Linked DNA regions of Mus musculus: region 1 is linked to region 2. A link is a loop called in an ENCODE intact Hi-C map of the cell type or tissue named here. Cell type or tissue: left cerebral cortex. All regions are shown on one strand.

Region 1 (8,000 bases), 160 kb after region 2:
TGCTCTCTGTAGCCTGCTGCTCCTGCTGCTGCTGCTGCTACAGGTCCCTGATAGCCTCAGTCTTGTCCCCCAGCCCAGAGGTAAGGGGACCATGGATGCTGGGGACATTGGATCTGTGACCCTTGACAAATGGCCTGGGGGGGCTGAGCACAGAGACAGATGGAGGCTAAATGGGAATCAGGGTTTGGAGGGTGTCGGCTCAGGGAGGGCAGTGGAGATAATGGTATTAGTGAAGGCCACCAGGACAGGTGATCCTCAGGGCCACCATGCTGCAGGGACCAGAAGCCCCCACAAGAGCCAGCCGGAGTCAGGAGCGGCACCAGGCCCAGGGCTCTGTGAGCGCAGCGCAGGAGACCAGGTGTCTGGTCAGTTTCCACAGCCCTTTCCAGGGCTGGGCTCTGGCAGCCCCGAGATGCTCAGCAACTGAGGTGGAGAAGGAGGACCTGTCTCAGTCTGTGCCATGAGATAGCCCCAGAGCCACAAGGGGTCAGGTTCAGAGTCGTGGATATGGTCAACTCTGCCTTTGGATCCCACTTCTCCATTTGGAGGCTGAGCAGGCAGGAAACATCTGTCACCGTAGATACAGAACACGTTTAAGGTCTCCCGAGAAACTCAGATGCCAGGGCTTTGAGGCACATCTTTCCTTTTCTGATCCTTTGTGCCCAACAGGGAATGGACTTGTTCCTATGTGGCATGGGCTGGGCAGGGCAGCCTGTCCCAGAGCCCAGCTCTGCTATAGGAAGGGACATCCACCCTCAGCTTAGTCTCCCTTTGTATGAATGGGAAATGAGGTTCAAAACTGTGCTACCCCCTGCCCTGGGCCACAGAGCAGCCAAGCCAGGGTCTGAGCCCAGGCCTGTCCCATCCATTGCTGGCGCCTCCCAGTCACTGGTGCTGCCTTGCTGGAGATCTGGAGGAACGTTGTTTCTAGGGTCAGGGTGTCTTGGGGCCCACTTGGCAAAACAAGGGTGACAATGTGGCATCAGGAATTTCTGCTTCTTTCCTGTCCCGGGAGGGAAGTGACTTCAAATTTGCTGATGAAGAGACAGTGGGTAGGTACCCTGATGGCCCTTAAGGAAGTGCCAGCCTTAGTTCCTCAGTGTACCCCTGGCTAACATTCTGCCAGCAAGTCAGGCTAGTCTCTACATGCCTTTGTTTGTTCTTAGAGGTTCCTGCAAAGAGGTGCAGAGAAGAAGTATGTGGTCTAAGACCAGAGGGGTCTTCCGCCTTCCTCCCCACGGGCTGAGCCGAATGCCCGAGACTATACACTGAGCTGAGACCTAAATCACTGAGACCCACCCTCGGCTGTCTGGAGCCCAAGGCAAAACTCTTCTGATATCTGCCCTTACTCTCTATCTCCCTGCACTGCCCCCTCCTAGGGCACCTCTGCCGGACACGACCCACGGACCTGGTGTTTGTTGTCGATAGCTCTCGAAGTGTGAGACCCGTGGAGTTTGAGAAGGTGAAGGTATTCCTGTCTCAGGTCATTGAGTCACTGGATGTGGGGCCCAATGCCACGAGGGTGGGCTTGGTCAACTACGCCAGCACTGTGAAACCAGAGTTCCCGCTCCGGGCCCATGGCTCCAAGGCCTCGCTGCTGCAAGCTGTGCGCCGCATCCAGCCGCTGTCCACGGGTACCATGACTGGCCTGGCTCTGCAATTCGCCATCACCAAGGCCTTGAGTGATGCTGAGGGTGGACGCGCCAGATCCCCCGACATCAGCAAGGTATGGAGCACGGGATGGTTGGAGCCTGGGATGAAGCCATAGGGTCCTCCTGGCCTCTCTGTTCAGAGCAGCTGTTTTAGGAACGAGAGAGTCATTTGCAAACATTACTCTGTAGAAGTGGCGGTGGTAGGGTTGAGATCTTCCCTCGAGCAGAGAGAGGCGGGCCAGGTGCTTATGCTAATACTGGCCACCGAGAGAAGTGCTATTCTTAAGCACAGAGCCTCAATTTCCCCACCTATGAAGTGGAGCACTGATAGCCTCTCTTGCAGCTTAGCTCAGCAGGGTGCCTGGCACCCAGCATGCACCAGTGTACTTTGCCAGCCTGTGCTTGGGAAGGCAAGATAGTCCCCTGAGTCACCACGGAGGGCTCCAGGGGCATGCTGAACAGCCAGTGTCTTTTCTCTGAGGCCATCTCAGCTCTTGTTGGCCTGGGAAGTCACCGTTTACCTGCCCCAGACCCTGGTCCAGGGGATCACCCCTTCCTTACGCCCTTCCGCACCCGACTTTCTAGCATATTGTAGACTATCGCCAGAGCCGAGAGTGCCATGTTACATATGGGGAAACCAGGGTAGAGAAATCGTCAACAACTTGCCCAAATTCTCCGTGGCAGAAATGTTCAGTGACACAGGAACCCAGCCCTGCCTAGCCACCAGAGAAGTGAGACCAGATAGATAGCTGCTGATCTGATCTGTGGGTGCTGCTCAAATGATTTAGCATGAGGTCCGGGGGTTGGAGCTGATGGCCTTGTTTGTTTAGAGGATGGAATAGCTCCAGGGGATGCTGATGAAGAGAGATGGTGATAACGCACACATCTCTAGAGCAAACTGTTTCCCCTAGATCAGACTAGTGGCCTGAGCCGGCAGGCAAGGACCGGAGTTGACAGGGAGGCTGCTGGGAGCGGGCACCTTCTGGAGTCTCAAGGTGGGGCTATAGCTCAGAGACCGCAGCGGGCTGTGTTGAGTGTGACAGCTCAGAGTCGGAGCTAGGTTTCACCCCAGGTCCCTGGAGGGAGGAATGTGCTTCTCAGGGGACGATGTGCTGTGTTCTAAAATAACAGCAGACCCCTTGGGGCTCCTGCTGGTGAGTCATTTCAATCACCCTGGCCTCACGCCTTTTCACAGAGGCAAAGAGGGTCCCAAGGCAGGAGCCCCACTTCTGGCCCAGACCTGCTCTATTTTACAGCCAGGCACCAGGGCACAGGGCATGGGCCTGTGGGAGAGGGGCAATCGGCAGTCCTTTCTTCTCTGAAAGGGGTAGGCGTCATCCTAGGTAGTAAAGGAGGACAAAAGGACATTTTCTTTCAGTTATTTGGCTCTCTGGGTTTGGGATGTTGACCCTTTTATGGGTCCAAGGCGCCCACCCTTATTTGTATGCCTCGGGTTCCCTCTGGTGGTCATTATGCAGAACTACACTTCACGGGTTTAGTTTCTTGTCTGGGCGATTTTCACCCACGCTGACCACGGGGTTCTCAGGGAGATCAGAGGCCATCGTTTCAGCAGCTCGAGGCCCCAGAAAGCTTGAGTGTGAGTAAGGCACATAGCCCTGTTTGCAGAGCTCCTGTTTGCAGAGTCTAAGGAGGTGAGACGCCAGAACCTGCCTGATGGAGAAGATCCATCTGTCTTAGTCAGGGTTTCTATTCCTGCACAGACATCATGACCAAGAAACAAGTTGGGGAGGAAAGGGTTTATTCGGCTTACACTTCCATGCTGCTGTTCATCACCAAAGGAAGTCAGGACTGGAACTCAAACAGGTCAGGGAGCAGGAGCTGATGCAGAGGCCATGGAGGGATGTTCTTTACTGGCTTGCTTCCCCTGGCTTGCTCAGCCTGCTCTCTTATAGAATCCAAGACTACCAGCCCAGAGATGGCACCACCCACAAGGGGCCTTTCCCCCTTGATCACTAATTGAGAAAATGCCTTACAGTTGGATCTCATGGAGGCATTTCCTCAACTGAAGCTCCTTTCTCTGTGATAACTCCAGCTGTGTCAAGTTGACACAAAACTAGCCAGTACAATTGACCCCTTGTCAACTTGACACACAAAAACATCACTAGTAAGCCTCAACCCTTACAATCTTATTCATCCTCAAGATCTAAATAACTTTAAAAGTCCCACAGTCTTTACATATTCTTAAATTTTCAATCTCTTTAAAATATCTATCTCTTTTAAAATCCAAAGTCTTTTTACAATTAAAAGTCTCTTAACTGTGGGATCCACTAAAACAGTTTCTTCCTCCAAGAGGGAAAATATCAGGGCACAGTCACAATCAAAAGCAAAAGTCAATCTCCAACCGTCCAATGTCTGGGATCCAACTCACGATCTTCTGGGCTCCTCCAAGGGCTTAGGTCACTTCTCCAGCCATGCCCTTTGTAGCACACGCATCATCCTCTAGGCTCCAGATGCCTGTACCCCACTGCTGCTGCTGCTCTTGGTGGTCATCTCATGGTACTGGCATCTCCAAAACACTGCATGACCCCTTCAGATCTGGGCCTTCAATTGCAACTGAGGCCGCACCTTCACCAATGGCCTTCCATGGCCTCTCACAGTACCGAGCCTCAGCTGCTTTGCGTGACCCCTTCATGCCTTCAAAACCAGTACCACCTGGGTGACCCTTACATATTACCAAGTCCCACTGCAGCAGGAGTACAACCTTGGCCATCCCTGGAACACAGCCTCTTTGTGCTTTCAGAAAACACCTCCCAGAAGATGTCATCTCAATGATGCTGGTCTCTTCTTAATCACCGCTAATTTCTTAGCTCCAGCTAACCAGCATCAATAGTCCCAGTAATGCAAAGTTTTTGCTTTGGTAGTTCTGGTGTCTTGTTAATCACAGCTGATTCCTCAGCCCCAGCTAACCAGAACTACAGAATCTTCACAATCAAAACAGCAATGGCCCTGAAAAGAGTCTTTAATTTTCCCTCTAAAATTTCACAAATCAGACCTCCATCTTCTGCAGTGTTCTCAACATTATCTTCCAAGCTCCTACACAACATCCGACAGAGCTCTTAACAACGAATGGATCTTCAAGCCCAAAGTTCCAAAGTCCTTCCACAGTCCTCCCCAAAACATGGTCAGGTTGTCACAGGAATACCCCACTCTGCTGGTACCAATTAGTCAGGGTTTCTATTCCTGCACAAACATCATGACCAAGAAACAAGTTGGGGAGGAAAGGGTTTATTCGGCTTACACTTCCATACTGCTGTTCATCACCAAAGGAAGTCAGATCTGGAACTCAAGCAGGTCAGGGAGCAGGAGCTGATGCAGAGGCCATGGAGGGATGTTCTTTACTGGCTTGCCTCCCCTAGCTTGCTCAGCCTGCTCTCTTATAGAATCCAAGACTACCAGCCCAGAGATGGCACCACCCACAAGGGGCCTTTCCCCCTTGATCACTAATTGAGAAAATGCCTTACAGTTGGATCTCATGGAGGCATTTCCTCAACTGAAGTTCCTTTCTCTGTGATAACTCCAGCTGTGTCAAGTTGACACAAAACTAGCCAGTACAGCCTCAGAGACCAGAGTTGGGAGACATCTTAGCCCTCAACTCCCTCTGTCAGAAGAAGCCGATAGTCTCCCTGGCTCCTGGGATCTATTTCCTGGTGTGTGTGTGTGTGTGTGTGTGTGTGTGTGTGTGTGTGTTCTGGCTTCCACCAGCCCGGTGCCCATGAGCGAATTGCGGTGCCTCTTAGACTTCCGGCTTCTCTCTCAGCAGTCCTGACGGCTTGCTGGAGCTGATTTTCACATGCCCCCACCCTCACGTGCAGGTTGTCATCGTGGTGACTGATGGGAGGCCCCAGGACAGCGTGCGGGACGTGTCTGAGCGCGCGAGGGCCAGTGGCATTGAGCTGTTCGCCATCGGCGTGGGCCGCGTGGACAAGGCTACGCTGCGACAGATCGCTAGCGAGCCGCAGGACGAGCACGTGGATTACGTGGAGAGCTACAATGTCATCGAGAAGCTGGCCAAGAAGTTCCAAGAGGCCTTCTGCGGTTCGAGACCAGGAGGGGCGGAGCCGAGAGGCCTGGGGGCGGGGCTTAGACAAAGGGGTTGGCCCTGGGCTTGACTAATTCTGAGAATCTGTGGCACCAATCTCAGAGCCTAGTTGGGGATGGTGGTGTTGGGGTGAAGAAGGGATGGAGACAGAGAATAAGCGTGGGAGGGCGGGTCTGGAGGCGGAGCATTGCAGGAGTGGCAGGGTGGGCTTTGGGTGGGACTAGTCTTCGTGGTGGGACTGGGTCAGGGTGACAGGCTAGGGACTGGTGAGATCAGAGAGCCAGGTCATTTAGTGGGTGTCTGTTAGCATCAGTATCAGGGGTGAAGCCGAGGGTTAAGGCCTCCATGACTTAGGAGTGGGACCCAGAACAGGCTGAGGTACAGTAGCGAACCCAGACTGGACCAATAATATGGGGTACCAGATTCTAGAAGGTCCCCAGCCTGCAGTCCAAGAGTCTTAGATGACACTGCAGGCACCAGGGAGGGATGCCTTAAAAATAAAACATCCAAACAACCACAGCCTACCTGCTAGGTCTTGGCACCGAAGGCTTCTAGGACACGAGAGGGTTGAGGGACCTGGGAAGGTTTGGAGTCCTTGGTAGAGGGAAGATGGGTCTTTGTGTGAAGATTTCTTAGGCATGTTGACTGGTCAGAAGATGCAGGGTTGGACCAGAGGTGAAGCTGGGGTCCATTCTGTCCCATGTGTGTAATGTGGCTCAGAGCGTGTTCCTTACTTCAAGGATTGAGCAGGTGTGGAAAGGCAAGATATGGCACTAGCTTCCAGCATGCCACAGGCTTATGGAAGGAACTGTGTATGCTGTATTCATTGCTGTGCTGGTGTCTGGAGTGAACATAACAAAAAAGCGGCACTGTTCCCGTGGCCACTACCCTCTCAGGACCTTTGGTTTTATCAGCAACATTAGCCCCTTCCTTGAGTATTTTATTCCAACTATAGTGGTTCCACCCTGGGCTGAGAATGTGGGACCTGGGATCTATCCAGTTTGTGTGTGTGTTTCAGTTTCCTTGAAGGTGCAAAGGACCGATCTTCATGGTCAGAGAGAAGCATTTTGGCCAAGATGTCTGGGCATTTGTGAGTGTGATATCTGAGCCACCTCTTCTCTCCCCAGTGGTGTCCGACCTGTGTGCCACAGGGGACCATGATTGTGAGCAGCTGTGCGTTAGTTCTCCTGGCTCCTACACCTGTGCCTGCCATGAGGGCTTCACCCTGAACAGCGATGGCAAGACCTGCAATGGTGAGTGGCTGGGCACAGCTGAGCCCTGGGCTGGGGGTGGGGGCAAAGTGGGAGATGGCTGGGACTGGCTGCTGCCCAGGACACCCATCGGAGGCACCCTGCTCTTGGCTTCTGGACCAATCTACAAGGTAGACAGCTGCCTTCTGGACAGAGCCTGTTAACTGTGGAGGGTTCTCTCCTGACTCCAGACCCTCTCAATGCACTAGGTGGTGGCTGTGTCGAGGTAGTGTCATTTGCCAGATGTTTCCTGATGTTGGAAAATGGGGCCAGGAGCTCTGGCTTTGTAGAGGGAATCCGGAGATACAGAGATACAAGCTAGAATTGAGCCCAGTGCTAGCCCGTGGTTGAGTCCCCAGCCAATGGTGGCCACTGATGACCATAGTCTCAAGCTCCCTCTCCCTGTCACCGTGTCCTCCCTCCACAGTCTGCCGTGGGGGTGGAAGCGGCTCAGCCACCGACCTGGTCTTCCTCATCGACGGATCCAAGAGCGTGCGGCCTGAGAACTTTGAGCTGGTGAAGAAGTTCATCAACCAGATTGTGGACACGTTAGATGTGTCGGACAGGCTAGCCCAGGTGGGGCTGGTGCAGTACTCCAGCTCCATTCGCCAGGAGTTCCCACTCGGCCGCTTCCACACCAAGAAGGACATTAAGGCCGCGGTGCGGAACATGTCCTACATGGAGAAAGGCACCATGACTGGCGCCGCCTTGAAGTATCTCATAGATAATTCTTTCACTGTGTCCAGCGGGGCAAGGCCTGGAGCCCAGAAGGTGGGCATCGTCTTCACCGATGGCCGGAGCCAGGACTACATTAATGACGCTGCCAGGAAGGCCAAGGACCTTGGTATGTGCTGCCCTCCTCGGCTTGGGACCCCACTGATGGCCAGGGACACCCATGGGCACAGTTTTAGGTTCAGTGACTTATGATTGATGTTTTAAACCCAGATCATTTCAAATAGGGAGGTGTTTGTCAGGCCAATTCTCTCTTATATCGATGACACAACCGTGGCCCCTGATGACCAAGTGGTCCTTTTGTTG
Region 2 (8,000 bases):
ATCCGGTCCCCAGCTCAGCTATAGACTGTGTGGCAAGGTACCTATGACCTCACTTTCTACGACTCTCCTTTCTCCGTGTGAACTGGACAGATGAAGTGGCCTGGGCAGGTCGAGGCAAGCTACTTTCTCCTCTTTGGACAGGACAATTGCCATCTGAAGAGGAGTTACAATGACCAGTCACACCACACCTTCAGGAGATGGGGCCCGTTCTGGTGTGAGTTAATATAAGGTGGAAATAATAACCCGGAGTGGAGGGGCATTCTGCAGTAGGGTAGCTGTCCCCGGACTCGGAGGGGATGCAGCTTCTCTGAGTCACCTGCACTGGGGCTTTTTGAAGATACAGCTGCTTTTGAGTGGGTCACACATGCTGGGCTCGGATGGGGCTGTTCTATGGTCTGTTGAGTCCTGTCGGGGTGGAACAGGCAATTCTGTCCATCTCTCAAAGAAAAACAACAATGCTTAATCTAAGATTCTCAGATAGGGCTCCTGCCTCTGCACTAACGGAGCGTCAGGATGAAGCTCCAGGCCATGCTCCAGGCGCCTTCAGACCACTTGTCTGCCCCAGCCTCCCAGGAGATGCCACTGCTAGGAAGACCTCCTAGATTTCCCCAGGGGGAAAGCCTCATCCGGGCACCAGGCTGGGATGGGAATGGCTGTTGAAACAGTATGGCTGCGGCCTCAGGCCCCTCACTCGAACAACCCCCTTTCAAGGTTCTGTGCTACCTCAGGGTAGCTCTGGGCAGCTCAGGCTTCCCAGAGCCCATCCCACCATCTCCCTTCCCCTTCCCAGCTGCAGGTCTGGAACCCTCATGTGCCTTCCCGCAGCTCTGGCAGCTCTGGCCCAGATTCTTTGTGCTGCCAAGGGACCGGTTGGAGTCTTGGGGCTTCTACTGGTCCATCCACGGCCATCCCAGACATGAAGACTCGGACTTTTTTCTCCACATGTCCATGGACCTGAGGGACAATTGGGCACTGTGGCTACCAGCTGCTGCCCATGCTGGATTGCCACATGAGGGCAAAGGATGACCTCTGAGCCTCTCCAAGTTCTGCAAAGATAATTCTGGTTCCTCCCTGTCCTCCTAGGATCCTGTTTCAGTTCCTACACGTGTGTGTGTGTGGGGTCATTGACTCCTCAGCCTTGTTTCACCAAGCCTTTCCCAGAAGTAAATCTTGATGCTGACCTCCGTCCTGACTCTTGGGGTAAAAGAGAAGTTTGAGTAGGAGAGGGGAGGGGCTGAAAAAATGCAGGAGATGCTTGTGAGGACCCCCTGTCCCAAGGTGACCATCCAGTACTGAGGTTACACAATGGTGACGCACGCCTTTGATCTCAGCACTCAAAAGCAGAGTCAGGCAGATCTCTGTTAGCTCAAGGACAGCCTGGCCTACTGAAAGAATTTCAGCCTAGCCTGGGTTACATTGTGACACCGTCTCTATTTATTTAGTTTTACTTTTAATTAATTAATTTATTTTTTAAGGCCAGAGATGGTTGAATAGTTAAGCAAACTTGCAATGCTTTTAGAGGACCTGAATTTGGGGTCTTTGCAGTCACATCAGATCTGATGGCTACCTGTACCTCCAGAGGATCTGATGCCTTCTTCTGGCTTGCAAAGCCACCTTCGTCCAAGTCCCCTCCTCACATACTCATACCTAGACAATGTAAACTTGTTTATTTCTAAAGATCTGGGTCAAGATTCCTGGTTCAAATCCTGGCCCACACACTTCCCACCTGTGAGGCCAGAAGCGAGTTCCTGACCTCTAAGCCCTGGGGTTCTCCAACTGAAGAGTGGGGGGCCCTCAGAGCCAGCAGGTAAGGCCCTCACTGTGGGCTGGGCTCTCTCCAAGGAATTAGTCACTTGGTCCTCACAGCACTGGGTCTGGGAGGAGTCAAAGAGAGCGAGAGGGTGACTGGCTAGGGGGCATGGTGATGAGATGCCCTCTGTAATCTCAGCTTTTCCTACTCCCCAGGGGTTTTGAGGACCCATCTGCTTGACCAAACCCTTGGGAGAGGTAGATGGAGAGATAATCACTCCTGAGTCAAGTCTGGGGTGCACTGGACAGAGTGAGGTGTTGGTGACATTCCCTCCAGCTTTTTTTTTTTTTTGCTGGGGGTGGAGGCTCCAGTAGTTAGAAGACAGTTTCACAGAGGTACAAAGGACTGGGGAAAGACGCCTCAGCCAGCCCGTGGGGATCAGCTGCGTGCTAGGCTGTATCTGAGCATGTCCTTGGCATAGACTGTGGCTCCCTCAGTAACTCTTTAATTCACTCACCAAACACTTCCCAACACATCCTGGGGGTAAGAGCAGAGGCCAAGGTCCAGGTTCCCCTGGCTGGGCTTCGGTGGTAAGATGGTGGGGGTTTTGTGTGTGTGTGTGTGTGTGTGTGTACTCTTAGTTTGCTTTCTACTGCTGTGATAAAATGATCAAGAGCAAGGTGGGGAGGAAAGGGTTAACTTTGTCTTACAGCTCCCAGGTCACCCTCAGTCACTGAGGGAAGTCAGGGCAGGAGCTCAAGGCAGGAACCTGGAGGCAGGAACCGAAGGAGAGAATGTACACTTACAGACTTGTTCCCCAGGGTTTGCTCAGCCTGCTTTTCTTCCCTCCCTCCCTCCCTCCCTCCCTCCCTCCCTCCCTCCCTCCCTCCCTCTCTCCCTTCCTCCTTCCTTCCTTTCTCTCTCTCTCTTCCTCCTTTCCTCCCCCTTCTTCCTTCCTTCCTTCCTTCCTTCCTTCCTTCCTTATTTCTTTTTTATTTTTTTGAGACAAGGTTTCTCTGTGTAGCCTTACCTGTCCTGGAACTCACTCTGTAGACCAGGCAGACCTTAATAAATCAGGAGTATGTCTGCCACTGCCTCTGTCTTTTGACTAGCCAGGATTAAAGTCATGTCACTACCACCTGACTTAAATATTTTATTTATTTATTTATTTATTTATCTATTTATTTCTATGTGTAAGAGTGTTATGCCTGCCTGTATGTTTGTGCACAGCATTTGTGCCTAAGGAGGCCAGAAGAGGGCATCTGACCCACAGGGACTGGAGTTACAGGCAGTTGTGAGTTGCCTTGTGGGTGCTGGGAATTGAACCCAGGCCTTCTAGAAGAGCAGCCAGTGCTCTTAATCACTGAGCCATCTCTCTACCTCCAGCCTGCTTTCTTATACATCTGCAAAGGGATCACACCATTCACAGTGGACTGGGCTCTTCCACATTCTCAATCATTAATCAAGTAAATTCCCCCATCTGTCTATGGGCTAAGCTGATGGAAGCATTTTCTCAACTGAAGTTCCTTCTTCCCGGGTGACTCCAGCGTGTGTCATCTTAACAGCTGCCCAGTTCTTCAGCTCTGAAAAATGGGTTGGTGTCCTGTCAGAGAGAAGGGTGGAGGACAGGCGGCCTGGCTAGAGCCCTGCAGTTGTCCACTGAAAATCTGGACTTTCCCAGTTCCAGGAAAGACAGAAGGACTGGGGTGGGCGTGGTCGGGACTGTTTCTGCCTTTGGAGTCAAGAAGTCTTTGCCCGGTGACCTGCGGCTGGATGAAGGCAGTTTCTGGAGTCTGTTTGGATGAGGGTAGCACAGGGAAGGAGACATTCGTGTTCTGGGGATGTGATAAGGACACACACGGTGGTATAGGCAGGGTGACCTGTGATGTTCCAGGGACTAAATGTGCATCTCAACCCAGTCTGTGACTATACCTATAACAAGCAGCAGGTGGCGCTCCTAGCCCAAGATTCCCCACAAGGCTTCCTGCCGGGATCTCAGTAAAGGGGGTTTGCAGAATGAGGAAGGCAAGGCTGGGCCATGCTCCCTGGCAACCTGGTAGGCTCCTTTGAGCAACACTGTCAGCCTTGCTTGCCTCCCAGCATGGGCAGCTCAGTACTTTGCCCATCAGTCAGATCCAGCTGCCCCAAGGTTTTCTTTGCACCAAGTTGACATGCCACTCCTTGGGTCTCCTTCTTGATTCCAGCTAAACCTTTTTGTTTGTTTGTTTGTTTGTTTGTTTTTTTTTTTTTTTTTCAAGACGGGTTTCTCGGTATATCCCTAGCTGTCCTGAAATTCACTTTGTACACCAGACTGGCCTTGAACTCAGAAATCTGCCTGCCTCTGCCTCCCAAGTGGTGGGATTAAAGGCGTGCACCACCACCGCCCGGCCCAGCTAAACCTTTGAGAGCACCTCAGAACCAGTCCCAACCACATTGATTGAACTCCCAGTACACGAAAAGGAAGAGCTCACAAAAGCTTCCCAGCCTGTCCCCTGACCTGGTACACACAAGGCATTCAATATGTTTGTTGAATGAATAAGTGAAGCCCATATGGTCTTCATTTCCATCAGACATTGGGGAATAGGCTCAGAGAGGTGAAGTTGTACAAACAAGTACCAGAGCCCATGGTTGTCAGAACCAGGATTTGAACCCAAGCACTTGCTTAACCCAAAGCTAGAGTCCCTCAGCTCCTGGCTATGCTAGTGATAAAGCCAGTTCCTGATTCCTAGGCAGGTCAATCTTTTCATGTTGTATTCTTCAAGGCATCTTAGCTTCAAATGCCAAAACGCATCGAATGGGATTGATTTAAAAGACTCTTTGTGAGGGCCTGGGGATGTAGCTCAGTTGGTGGAGCACATGCCCTTCTGCACAAAGCTCTGGGTTCGGTTCTTAGCACAGCACAAATTGGATGTGATGGAGGTAGTAGGAATAGATGTTCAAGGTCATACTCAGCTACATCACAAGTTCAAGGTCAGCCTGAAAGTCCATCTTCCTTAAAAAAAAAGTGTCAACATTTATTTTTATCATTTTTAAAGGATTTATTTTTATTATTCGTGTGTATGTGTGCACACGCGGGCATGCGTGTCACACCTCTGCACATTAATGCAGGTGTCCTTGGAGGCTAAAGGTATTAGATCCTCTGAAGCTGGAGTCACAGGGCGTTGTGTCTAGCCTGGTGTGGGTACCGGGAACTAGTCACTTACATCTTTAAGTAGTATGCTGTATCTCTCACCAGCTCTCCCTCCCCTCTTATATTTGAAAATACAGAGACTCAGTATGTAGCCCAGGCTTTGAGATCCCTCTGCCTCAGCCTCCTAAGTCATGAGTACTGGGGTTACAGGCAGCTACTACTCAGGCTTGGCTCGTTCTCAGCGATCTGTAAGCCACAGAGTGGACGCCCCCCCCCCCCCAGGATGTCTACCGAGGTTAGCTAGGCAAGCCTTGCATACCTGTGATGCCCCAGCCTCTCACTCCCTCTGGGGAACCCATCTCACACTCTGCCTTATATGGTGCGGAGCTTCATGCTCTGGGTTTCTTTCCAAGGACACATGGCCATCAAATGGATAGTGCCGATTGCAGGGACATCAAAGGGTGTCCTGCTCAGCTCACATGCCAACTAACCAACGCCTACCCTTACCAGCCTCCCCGGAGACCCCTTAGTGCAACTGAGCCCCTGTGAATGGGAAACTGGAGACTTCACCAGCGTGTGAGCAGCAGACGCGTGCTGGTGTTCGCCATGCGTGCCTGTAGCTGACCCAAGCCCCTGCTTCCTGAACTCAGGGTGGCTAGGGGCCTGTGTCTCTCAGACAAACAGGCCAAGGAGAAGCTCAGGAGGACCAGGGGGAACCCCGAGTCGGGGTCCTCTGACACCACCCTACTGGGAGCAGAGAGACCCGGGGTGCTGTCTGGAAGAGCAGGTTCTCCCGCGGCTCGCACACGGCGTGCTTCGCGGATCCACAGTAGGGGGGCAGACGTCAACGCCCCTCGCCCCCCCCCCCCTGCGCGGGGGGAAACTGAGGCCGGGGGCGGTGTCGCGTGCCGGTGTCGCCGCGGCCCCGCCCTCCTGCTCGCCCCGCCTGCGCGGGGGGCGGCGGCGGTGGCGGCGGCGGCGGCGACGCTTCCTGCGGGCGCGGCCGCTGTGGGCGCGGAGCCGCGAGCGAGCGAACGAACGAGCGAGGCGGAGCCGGCGGCCGAGGAGCCGAGCGCAGGTCCCGCGCAGCCCGCGCCGCGAACAAAGGCCGCCATGAAGCCCGGGCCGCCGCGCCGCGGGACCGCACAGGGGCAGCGCGTGGACACCGCCACCCATGCGCCCGGGGCCCGCGGGCTGTTGCTGCCACCGCTGCTGCTGCTGCTGCTGGCCGGCCGCGCCGCGGGGGTGAGTGATGGGCCCCAAGAGGGTCCCCAGCGTGTACCCCGCGTGTCTTTGCGTGTCCCCTCGTCGCGCGTGCCGCGCTGGGTGTGTCCCGGTCTCATGGGGTCCCCTCCCCGCCGGGAAGCGTGTGCGTCCGGTATCCGCTGGGGTCGCCTTCTCCCCACCCCCACTCCATCCCAAGCTGCCTGCAGGGCCTTGGGGGCATTGGAGGAGGAGGGGGTGGGTCGATGAAGGTGACCCGCGAGGGTGAATGAGGGTGACCCTGTGTGTGTGTGTCTGCTTCTAAGAAGGGTGCGTGGGCACCTGTGGGTGTGGGCACGGGAGAGGCTCTGTCCATATGGCTGGATGGCATCCGCATCCCGCTCCACACTAGGGTGACCCATTCTGCACGCTGTGTTCCACCATGGCCAAGGCTGTGTGACTGTGGGTGAGGGGGTGTGTGCTTTGACCCATGGACCTGTGTGAAAGCACACGTATGTGTGTGCAGGTGTGTAGCGATGGTGGACCTGGCTCAGCTCCCACCCCAGAAGACATGGGTGTGTGTGCCATCAGAGGTGGGTACCAGGTGACCCCTGACTGTCCCTTTGAGAAACCGAAGTAGCTAAGGGATTGAACTTGGTTCTGGTTTCACTAGCAGAACGGGAGGAAGAGGGTCGGTCCTGCAGGTGGATGAGCCGGGTCCCTGCTCTGAGGAACCCAGCTCCCAAGTGAGTTCTGAGTTGACAGGTGTCTAAATGTGGGCTGAGTGAGCTGGGGAGTTCTAGGTCCTACCCCCATGTGGCTGACTCCAGGAGCAATGGCTGTCCCTACCCACTCAGATGACCACCAGAGCCCAGGCTGGCCGGCACGCCCCTTCTCTCCTAAGCAAGGTGGCCAGATTGTAGGGAGGCAGGCAAGACTCTGAGCTGCCCTGACAACTGTTAGCTTTGGGGAGGGGACCCCAAGATAGTACCTGGTGGTCGGTTCATGCCTTGCCCTTTTTTTCTTTTCTTTTCTTTTCTTTTCTTTTCTTTTCTTTTCTTCTTCTTCTCTCTCTCTCTCTTCTTCTTCTTCTTCTTCTTCTTCTTCTTCTTCTTCTTCTTCTTCTTCTTCTTCTTCTTCTCCTTCTTCTTCTTCTTCTTCTTCTTCTTCTTCTTCTTCTTCTTCTTCTTCTTCTTCTTCTTCTTCTTCTTCTTCTTCTTCTTCTTCTTCTTCTTCTTTTTCCTTTTTTTCCTGATGGGGTGAGGGGAGAGGTTCCTGAGCAAAAGGCAGCACTACCCACACTGGCAGTGGGAACTGCTTTTCAGCAGCATTATAGAAAATTACCCTTGACATCAAAGATCTGGTTTCAAAGTCCAGTGAAGACCACCACCCAATCACAGTGAGGTCTTGAGCCAGCCTGGCCACTCCTCTGAGTCCCAGCTTTCCTCTCTGCAAAGACGGACTAAGGGTGCCCTCCGGGGAGGCAGAGTGGACACAGAGGCACCTTTGAAGGCATTTTGGTGTTGAGTACAAAGGGCTCAGGACAAATGGCTTCACTGGAGCTACTGTCCCTAGGAAGGAATAATACACATTCTACCCGTAGTGAAAGGATTCAGGGAGATTTTTGAGGACTCAGCACATAGTAGGGCTTCAACCAGGTAGGTGTGAGGGCAAAGTGGAGCTGGCATGATTGAGACTGATGCTGAGTGGCATGCCCAGATGGTGACCTGGCTGAGCGAGGGGAGAGATTGTGGTAGGGATGGGTCTCAAGAGGTATTCTCTCTGCAAGCATGCTGTCCTCCCAGGGAGGGGCTGGGACTGTAGAGGAAGGACTCTCTGCACTGTTACCTGGCCTGGAAAGCTAAGGGTTAAAGGATGCTTCTCAGTGAGGGCTGAGGCTAGATCAGAAGCCCAGGT

What was found. Hi-C counts contacts between places; a loop is a spot of excess contacts. Peaks named below come from ENCODE experiments on the same cell type or tissue, not always from the same donor. Only the 100,000 strongest peaks of a DNase experiment are listed, where the experiment ranks them.
Region 1: a loop joins it to region 2, with 10 times the contacts of the local background. A loop is called at or near these places in 39 of 42 quality-filtered maps.

The regions. Positions count from the first base shown.
Region 1 is chr4:130,944,450-130,952,449 of GRCm38, forward strand. It overlaps Matn1 (matrilin 1, cartilage matrix protein), which reads left to right. Exons shown (of 8, transcript NM_010769.2): 1 at 1-80; 2 at 1,380-1,726; 3 at 5,486-5,708; 4 at 6,840-6,965; 5 at 7,390-7,806. Among named protein-coding and RNA genes, the nearest start is that of Matn1, 4.1 kb to the left of the region's middle. In left cerebral cortex, a CTCF peak has its summit at 3,120 (motif pointing left); a DNase peak (open chromatin) is centred at 3,097.
Region 2 is chr4:130,786,678-130,794,677 of GRCm38, forward strand. It overlaps Sdc3 (syndecan 3), which reads left to right and starts at 5,860. Exons shown (of 5, transcript NM_011520.3): 1 at 5,860-6,125. The coding sequence starts at 5,994. It overlaps Gm12972 (a long non-coding RNA gene), which reads left to right. Exons shown (of 4, transcript XR_001784548.2): 3 at 142-214; 4 at 791-1,326. In left cerebral cortex, CTCF peaks have their summits at 3,062 and 3,699 (motif pointing right); DNase peaks (open chromatin) are centred at 3,703, 5,485, 5,990 and 6,360; H3K4me3 peaks cover 2,493 bases; H3K27ac peaks cover 1,291 bases.